Regions from separate parts of the Homo sapiens genome. Here region 1 is linked to region 2. A link is a loop called in an ENCODE intact Hi-C map of the cell type or tissue named here. Cell type or tissue: OCI-LY7. All regions are shown on one strand. Each heading gives the region's core, and the rest is flanking DNA. Links, peaks and the distances in the headings are about the cores only. Region 1 has its middle 9.8 kb from the start of LINC02914. Region 2 overlaps LOC124903403 (a long non-coding RNA gene).

Region 1 (4,397 bases), core at 240-4,239, 70 kb before region 2:
GTGTTTTGACTAAACTGTAGAGAGGAAGGGAAAAGAAGGGGAGGAGAAGGAAGAGGAAAGGAGGGGAGAGGAGGCCAGGGAAGGGAGGAGAAGAGAGCATAGACTCAGAGTTGAAAAAGCCAGAGATGGAGAATAAGCCTGGGAGGGAACAGAGAGTAAACAAACCAAATTCAAGGTGAGACTGGATCTTGGGACCCAAGAGAAGCCCAATTATCAGAACTGGACTCCATATCAAGATAAACCACAAAAAACTCTGTCAAGTTTGCATCTGGATGAAGCTACTATTTATTATAGAGCATCATCTACATTTTCCCTTAACTTTGCACATTGGAAAGGGCTAAGGGTAATTTATAGACGACCTACATGGTGCCAGGCACTTTAATAAATGTTATCTGTAAGTGAAACTTTGCAAGCCACTGTGCTAAGCATTTCACAACATTATCTGATTTAATCCTCACAGTCCTCCTGTATGGTGGGTATTATTATCCTCACTTTTCAGAGAAGGATGCAAAATGCGAGAGCGTTTAAGAGACTTGCCCAAGCTCACACAGCCGAGTGTTCCAGCCACAATTTCAACCTGGTTCCCCAGGTCCTTCACAACATGTCTGTCTTTGCAAATGTTTGTGAACAATAGAAAAGGAAAAATTTCCAATGATTAGAAAAAGAGAAACTCAACAGTGCAAAGGCAAAGTGTTCATTCTTTTGTGGATGAAGAAATGGAGCCTTCGAAAGCCCGTCCCTTTCTCCCACAGGTTGATATGAGCTCAGCCCTGCCAGGACCCCAAGTCTTCCTTCCTGGGCCTCTTCTGAGATCTGCATAATGCCTGCTCGGCTACCTGAGAGCTTTCTCTGCCTGATTTATGGGTGTGTTTCTTGTGCTTAGATCATAAATCTCCACCCCCAGGACATTTCAGTTCTGGTATTTATTGACCAAAGACATCTTGTGTTAAAAAATGTTTGAGATTTTGCCAGCTAATCACTATAGAATATTTAAGAAAACACCGTATCCTCTGGTAAATGAAATTCCACAAGTAGTTGATTTTGCTGCTGAGGCAAAATATCTTCCCTGTCTACTATTTTTCAACCTTGTTTTATTTTGTTTTGTTTTAATAGAACAGGCAGATTTTTCCTATGTGTCTCTTTACCTCCTCCCGAACTCATCAAGGGAGAACGGAGAAGAGGAATTGTCAAAAGACATTTCCCTTGGGGCCTAGAAGACTTTTTGATTCTTTTGAACCAGAACTTTTGGCCAAGTGCATCTCAGAAGCATTCAGGTGGCAAAACACCTGGAGAAGAACTGTGAAAGATAGATGCCTTCGATGTAAAAAAAAAAAAACCCAAAGATGTAAATGTGAGCCCAATCTGCTGCTGACGGCAGATTCTAGTATAGACAAGCTTAAGACTTTAAAGAACATTATTGGAGAAAACGTTCAGAAAACTCATCAATAAGCTTTGCTTAGCATGAGCACATGTGTGTCCTTGTGCATGGCTGTGAAGACTTGGAAAATACTGTCAATGGTCCATGTTAATGATGCTTTATCCACTTTAAAGAAAAATAGTGTTTCTACCTGGAACATAGTTGATAACCATTGCTTTAGATAAAGGTTTCAAAAATTCTCAAGGCTACAGGACTCAGGAAGGTAAGAGAGGTAGGGTTGGTATAAGAAAATACAGAAATCATTAAGAGTCACCCTAGGACTTTGGGGACTTGGAGAACAGGTGTCTCTTTTCAGAGACAGCCACCTATTAGGTCCAGGGGTCTCCAACCCTGTTGACATGTGAACTCAAGCTTTGTCAGATCTTCTGGTCTCTCAGTAGAAGCAGAAAATTCTCATTTTAATGTGGCGAATCCAAATGTTAAATGTTTATTACTAATTACAAAAAAAAAAAAAAAAAAAAAAAACAGTGTGAAGGCCAAACAAAACACATCTGCAAGCCAGACCTTACAGAGCCTACTGGCTCTGGCTGTGGCCAAGGTCAGACTATGATTGGCTGCGGAATCATGGTTCATTACTAGCAGTTGCTGCTTTGCAGAGTGAGAGGTTGGTCCTTGACTTTCTATAATTATTCAGATTGAGTGCTTGTGGTTTGTTCAGAAACCTGAAGCTTTATGAAAGCAAAAGAGGAACACTGGAGTTCAGTCTCTGCTACCTGCCTCCTTTCTGCTGGTACCCTAAAGCCTGCACTCCTCCACAGGGGCTGCCCTGACTTTTGCTTTGCTTTGGTGTTAGGTTTTATGTTTGCTCCCCTTATGATGATAATGATAACAACAGTAGCAGGTTCATTGAACACCCGTCACCTGTGAGTTGTTATGTTTGGTTCTTCTCCCCATCATCTCATCCAGTCTTCACTTAAGATTAATGTTAAGGTTACCTTCCTTCCACAGATGGTGATATGATTTGGCTGTGTCCCCACTCAAATCTCATCTTGAATTGTAGCTCCCATAATCTCCACGTGTTGTGGGAGAGACCCAGTGGGAGGTTATAGAATCATGGAGGTGGGACAGGTCTTTCCTGTGCTGGTCTCATGATATGAATTAGTCTCACAAGACCTGATGGTTTTATAAAGGAGAGTTTCCCTGTGCACGATCTCTTGCCTGCTGCCATGTAAGACATGACTTTGCTTCTCCTTGCCTTCTGCCATGATTGAGGCCTCCCCAGCCTTGCTGAACTGTGAGGCAATTAAACCTCTTTTCTTTATAAATTATCCAGTCTTGGGTATGTCTTTATTAGCAGCATGAGAATGGACTAATACAGATGGGAAGCTCAGACAGGTTGAGATGCCTGCCCAAATCCACTCACCTGGTGAGTGGCAGATCCAAGATTCAAAGCCACCTTTGTCTTTCTTCAGGGTCCATCCTCAGGTCCTGCCATACTGCCTGTCTCTGCACACAGCTGTGCTACTTTTAACCAGCTTCCCACTGCACCTGCCTGGGCTCCACAAGTCCCCTGCAGCCCAAATGGCCTCTGTGCACTCGGGTCTCCAGCCTCAAGGCTCCTCACTGTTCTTAGCTTTTAGTTTTCTGCCCCAGAACGGGTGACTTGCATCAGCCCTGCCCTTGATGGGCATGAGGCATCCCCCATTTCTGTGTGATATATCCTCATTTGGGGGGCAGAGGATGCGTCCCTTGAATTCTCTTGTAGTTCACAGAATGAGGCCCTTTGATCAGTTGTATGAGGTTCTCCACCAACTATCTCTGTGACTTTGCATTGCTATTCTTCTAATGGTAGAAGCTGAACCTTAGGACCCAGATTTAGACAATTCTCTGTCCTTCATTTCCCACCCAATCTAATCACTTTCCAAACCCTGTGGATTTCTCCCTGCACATCTCTGACACCTAGCAGCTTCTCTCTAGGACCACTCAGCAGCCCTGGCTCCTGTTACCTTTTGCCTGGCATGTCCAAGTTGTCTATCTTGTCTCTGTTCATCTAATCTTGACCACTTCCAACACATTCACCATACAGCAGCCATCATGACGATTAAAGTCTGATCAGGACTCTGCTCTATATACAATACGTCCATGGCTCCCTACTGGTCTGAAGGTAAAAATCTCAGCCTCCACTCTCTGCAAAAGCTGATTCCTACCTACCTCTCTCTTGACTTTCTCAGATTTCAGTTCAAAGGCCACTTCCTTCACTACCACACTAACTCAGGATGTCTTTGTTAGCTACTACTGAAGTTCTTGGACTTATTCTTTGTGGAATCAATCGCCCCTTTAATTAAATAACTGATTGCATAACTGGGATAATGTCTGCCTCCCTTACAAAAATGTAAGTTTCACAAGGAAATGAATGGAGTTGTTTACTGTTAGATTCTTAGTGCATGCAAAGTGTCTGCAGAGAAAAGAAAATGAGGAAAAAGGAATTCCTTCTTCATGATACGAATGAGAAGTATAAAGTCCTTTTATGAAAAGTGAATTGTTTCACTTGTTCACTTGATGCTTGACAGATGTTGGCAAGCAGCAAACATGGCTTCTGGAACCTCGTAGATGCTTACAGATGAGAGCTATTCTTGTTTTGACCCCAGATCCATTGCTTCATTAAATCACAGGCATAGGCTCAACTCACTGCATTTCTCTTCTTTGCAAGTGTGATGGTATCATTATATACATAAGCCCCATGTCCAGAATCATCTTTCCAACCAAATGCTAGTGACATTTTGAGATTTGGAATCTTAATCTTTGGAAGGTAATATCAGTTCCTTCATTTGGGGCATTTTTTAAATTTGGATTTCATTTGATAACCATCATGAAATCCATTCCCCTAAAGATGGGGACATCATCCATTGGGCACAATATACCATCTCTTCCCAGAGCATGCCCATCAAAGGGTGTTGGGAGGAACCAGCAGGCAGTGTGTGTTGTATCACCTGCCACATGGCTTGATGCATGCTTCTCA
Region 2 (4,397 bases), core at 73-4,072:
GAGTCCCTAAATAGAAAGCCAACGTGGAGGAGAGATAGAAAGAAACCAAGCCTGAATAATGCTACGCAGCTCCCTGGAAGCACCGTTGGACTTTACAGCTCTGGACTGCTGCAAGTCTCCTTGTATCTAGTTTAAGCCCATCTCCATTGAGTTTAATTCACTGCCAAAGGAATAGTCCTAAATAATAAGGTTGAATAGAGCTCATTCCTAAAGGAATTAGGTAGTGGTCAGTTCCATAAGAACTCTCAGAAACTTCAGCTAAAACTAAAAATGAGTGTGCGTCCCAGAACAAAGAAGAAACATGGTTACCCAAACTAGGACATGAAACAAGTCATCACGGGGGTTGATTCTGAGTCCCAGAGGGTCAGGTTCTTCAAATGGCTACCACTCAGGCCACAGTAAGATGGGTTTCCTTGGTGGGGCTGGGAGTGCAGCTGTGAGGGTGCAGACGCTGGTTTCCTTATTCACACTAAGCCAGCCTGACCCAGGAAGTTTGGACAGGCCATTTTCTTCCCTTGGCCTTGGTTTTTCCATCTGTAAAATAAAGAGGCTAGATCAGTTGCTCTTCAGATGCCCTTCTAGGTGTGAAAAACCGTAGCCTCCTGCTCCCACCTGGTCCCACTGTGAAGCAGTGGCAAAACCAGAAGAGGTAACACCCAGGATGGCTGTGAGAGCCTCAGAAGGACAGTTCCTGGAACTTGAATGAAGGTTGTTTGTGAGCAGGGACTCTGACTTCTACACCCATCACGAGAATCTTCCATCTTTCTCTCACCTTTCAATTCATCTTCCACACAGCTATCAAAGAGTAGACCCTGAAACACCAATGACATCTTCTTGTGTCTCTTATTTCTTTGACCATGCTTGGCCAAAAAATGACATTTGTTGAGTTTGAGGGTGGAACATCCTGTCAGCTGAAAATTTGGAATTTTATAAAACTCCCATATATAATGCCCTTTTACATTCTTTAAAACAAAGATGTCAATGGCATCTATAAATGTTACATGGTATAATTTTATATGGTGTGAATTTTATTATCTTATTTTTATTTAAAGTTTCTATAAAATCTGTAGAGAAGCAAAGAACATGGAAAGTTAGGACGTGTATGTGTCAAGATGTGGGTATAAATGCATGATGGCCTCTCACTTTTATAGCACAGTATCATTGCCTCAATCCAATCCTGTACTGAGTATGCTATGTTGGCCGAAGTTTTTAACAGCCATGAAGAGAGAGGTTACTTGACTTCTTGATCATTGGAAAGTCCACTCAAGGTCTGGATATGGCAACACACCATCTTGATGTTGAGAACCACTGGTAATGAGATTGGCCTCCCAGAGAACTGCTGCTAGGGTGGAACCCTGGAAGCTACAGTCAGGTCCTGCAAGGAGCAGTTAGGAGAACTCCCTCTCCACCCATCCTCTTGTGTATTAATCTCCAACCTTCAGTAGGTTCACGGGTGTCTGCCCACGGTGTGGCAGGCTTAGGAGCTACAAAGCAGTCAGGTTCCCTCTCCCACCACTCTTTAATCATGAAGCCGTTTTTTCAAAGAGTGTTCTATAAATATTAGCTTTTTCATGATGCCCTGCAGGAAACATTCTCTAGACAATCAATTTTTTGCTGGTTTCTGGACTGGATACTGAGGATACAAGTGGAAACTTCTTAGAGAAGATGGGAACTCAAGGAACACCTTAGAGAGACAGAACCACACATAGGTAAGTTCAATATTAAGTGGCAAATGCTATGCACCAAATGCTACCAAGCTATGTACCACCAGAGGAGGTCAAGCTGAAAGTACCGTTTTAAGGTGGGGAAGTAGATATTTCTGGTGGGAGAAGGAGGAAAGCAAGTTTTTGAAAATGGTCAAATGTAACTTGAATTTAAGCACATTTTCTTAATAATGTCTTACTAGTTTCTATCACTGAAGCTTTTGGTCACCTATGGAAATGTTTCTAATGATGATGTGAAAATAATCACTCTAGATTCATTTTTTTATTAAAAAACTTTTTTAAATGTTTAAGCAAATACAAAAGACTAAAGGACTGTAGAGTCACAACACTCACCGTGCCTCCATGACAAAAGCAAAGCAGAGACTCTGCGGGCAGACACCTGTGAACCCACTGAATGCTGGAGATCAATACACAGAGGAGGGCTGGAGGGGCAGTTCTCCTAACCAGGTGGTAGGTTATCCCCTCAGCCGACACCAGATACAGCAAGAAAAGAAACTGGGTTAGGAGATGTACCATGAGGAAGTGAGAGAATGTGAAGATGAAGACAGTGTGTAATCACTCTCATTGTGTTATTTGCAATTGCTGAGTGAGTGAAAGGATGCTGTGGCCAGAGTTCAACTTTACAAAGTTTTTGAAGTTGGTTCTCTTCAGCCTAGCATAGAACATATTGATTGGAAATAGACCAAATTATTGAACCCATCAATAATAGCTATAAAAGTACAAAAAAAGCCCCCTTCTCATCCAGGCACACTTAACAGTTCCCGTTATACACTGGTTAGTGAATGGACACTGATAATAAGTGAGCCCAGGGAAAAGTACCCATGAGGTGCCGCTAAAATAGCCACAGAGATTAAACTCAAAGCAAAGGGCATGAGGAAAAAGAAATTACTAGGGTTTGCTGAAACTTCTACTGAATTAAAATTTTATTTTTAGACTTCACATATTGTCTATAGAGAAAAATAGGAGGAGGAATCAGGAAGTGAAAGTCACTTGATTTTGAATGCAAGCTCAGTGATTTATCATCCAGGCACCTGATCTTTCATATTCTCACTTTTCTCTTTTTCCTCTGGTAAAATGGGGTTAACAAACCTCACCTCAGCAATGTGGCCTATGTGTAGCCAGTGGTTCTTTGATTAAGATTCTAGAATTGTTTGCAAAATATAGAAGAGGTGGCAATGTCCTTCTGGAGATCCCATCCAAGAATATAAATTGTCTGGAGAAGTGTGGGCTGCAGGTTCTTGTTTGGATTTGAATTGAAATAAGCAAAGCATCAACCAAGCTCCTGGACCATCATAGGCATTCAAGCAGCTATAGTCAATATTATCATTGTTATGCTCAAATTCCTCCTGACAAAACTTATTTGGGCCACATATAAATATTGATCCTACGATCCCTTGGCTCTTAGCCTAAATTCTTAAGCTAAATTTGCATCTGTCTTACAATTAAAATCGGGAGATATAGAAGCCCTAGATTATCATCTCTCTTAATCTAAAAGTCACAGGAATTGTTCATTTGAAGATGGTTAAGAAAGTACATTTTTGCTTGATGCTCAACTCTTAAACCTACCAAAAATAATAACATTTTTAAAAAGGAATGAGAATAAGAGAGAAGATGACACAAGGGAAGCACCACCACAAACCGAAAGCTATGGGACACACCTGCCAAACAACATCTAGTTTAAAACCTAGATGGTGGAGGATACTAAGCAAAGAAAAACTCCACCAGCTTGGATCTCAAGCGGAGTACGTTGTCCCTAAAATGCCAACTTTTTGAGCAATGTAGCCAGTGTGTAGCCAATGTGTAGCCAATGGTTCTTTGATTAAGATTCTAGAATTGTTTGCAAAATATAGAAGAGGTGAGCAATGCCCTTCTGGAGATCTCATCCAAAAATATAAATTGTCTGAAGAAGTGTGGGCTGCAGGACTCATGGCCTCATTGTCTCTTAGCAGATAAATATTGTGGAGGTCAAAAGGATCCCAAGAGGGAGAGCAGGTGGGAATTCAAGATGGCAGCACAGAGAATCTGCAGCCTTACTCTTAGCCACAGCAGCATTTGAACATTAAAAACTGAGGCAACAACAAAAAAATGCCTTGTATCTCCCAGGATACAAGACATCCTAGGTATTGTGAAGAGGATGAAAGATTCACTTTGTCAGACTTGAGGCTTCCATCTGCCCCAGCTCACTTTTCCCCGTCCTTCTTCATACCATTTGTCCGTAGGTAGGCTGAAACAAATTTTGGACATAATACATGTTAATGATACTAAAAAAAAAAAACGAAAAGAAAAGAGATATAAAAAAGAGATAGGTAGGGGCAAGGTACTGTGGCTCACACCTGTAATATCAGCACTTTGGGAGGCCAAGCCAAGTGGATCGCTTAAGCCTAGGAGTACAAGACCAGCCTGGGAAAGATGGTGAAACCCTATATTTACAAAAAACAAAATTAGCTGGATACGGTGGCAAGTGCCTGTAGTCTGACCTACTCAGGCAGCTAAGGTGGGAGGATCACTTGAGACCAGGAAGTCAAGGCTGCAGTGAGCTGTGATTGTGCCACTGCACTCCAGCCTAGGTGACAGAGTGAGACCCTGTCTAAGAAAAAAAAGAGAGAGAGAGAGAGAGAGATGAACATATATATATATTTATATATCCATGTATATGAATATATCCATATATAT

The links. Hi-C counts contacts between places; a loop is a spot of excess contacts. Peaks named below come from ENCODE experiments on the same cell type or tissue, not always from the same donor. Only the 100,000 strongest peaks of a DNase experiment are listed, where the experiment ranks them.
Region 1: a loop joins it to region 2, with 5 times the contacts of the local background. A loop is called at or near these places in 1 of 110 quality-filtered maps.

What each region holds. Positions count from the first base shown.
Region 1 is chr14:98,719,214-98,723,610 of GRCh38, forward strand. No RefSeq gene overlaps it. Among named protein-coding and RNA genes, the nearest start is that of LINC02914, 9.8 kb to the left of the region's middle. In OCI-LY7, for the core only: no CTCF peak of the experiment used is centred there; DNase peaks (open chromatin) are centred at 1,268 and 2,048; H3K4me3 peaks cover 2,258 bases; H3K27ac peaks cover 3,832 bases.
Region 2 is chr14:98,789,668-98,794,064 of GRCh38, forward strand. It overlaps LOC124903403 (a long non-coding RNA gene), which reads right to left. Exons shown (of 3, transcript XR_007064379.1): 3 at 2,619-3,948. Among named protein-coding and RNA genes, the nearest start is that of LINC02914, 80 kb to the left of the region's middle. In OCI-LY7, for the core only: no CTCF peak of the experiment used is centred there; DNase peaks (open chromatin) are centred at 1,794, 2,184 and 2,724; H3K4me3 peaks cover 2,208 bases; H3K27ac peaks cover 3,275 bases.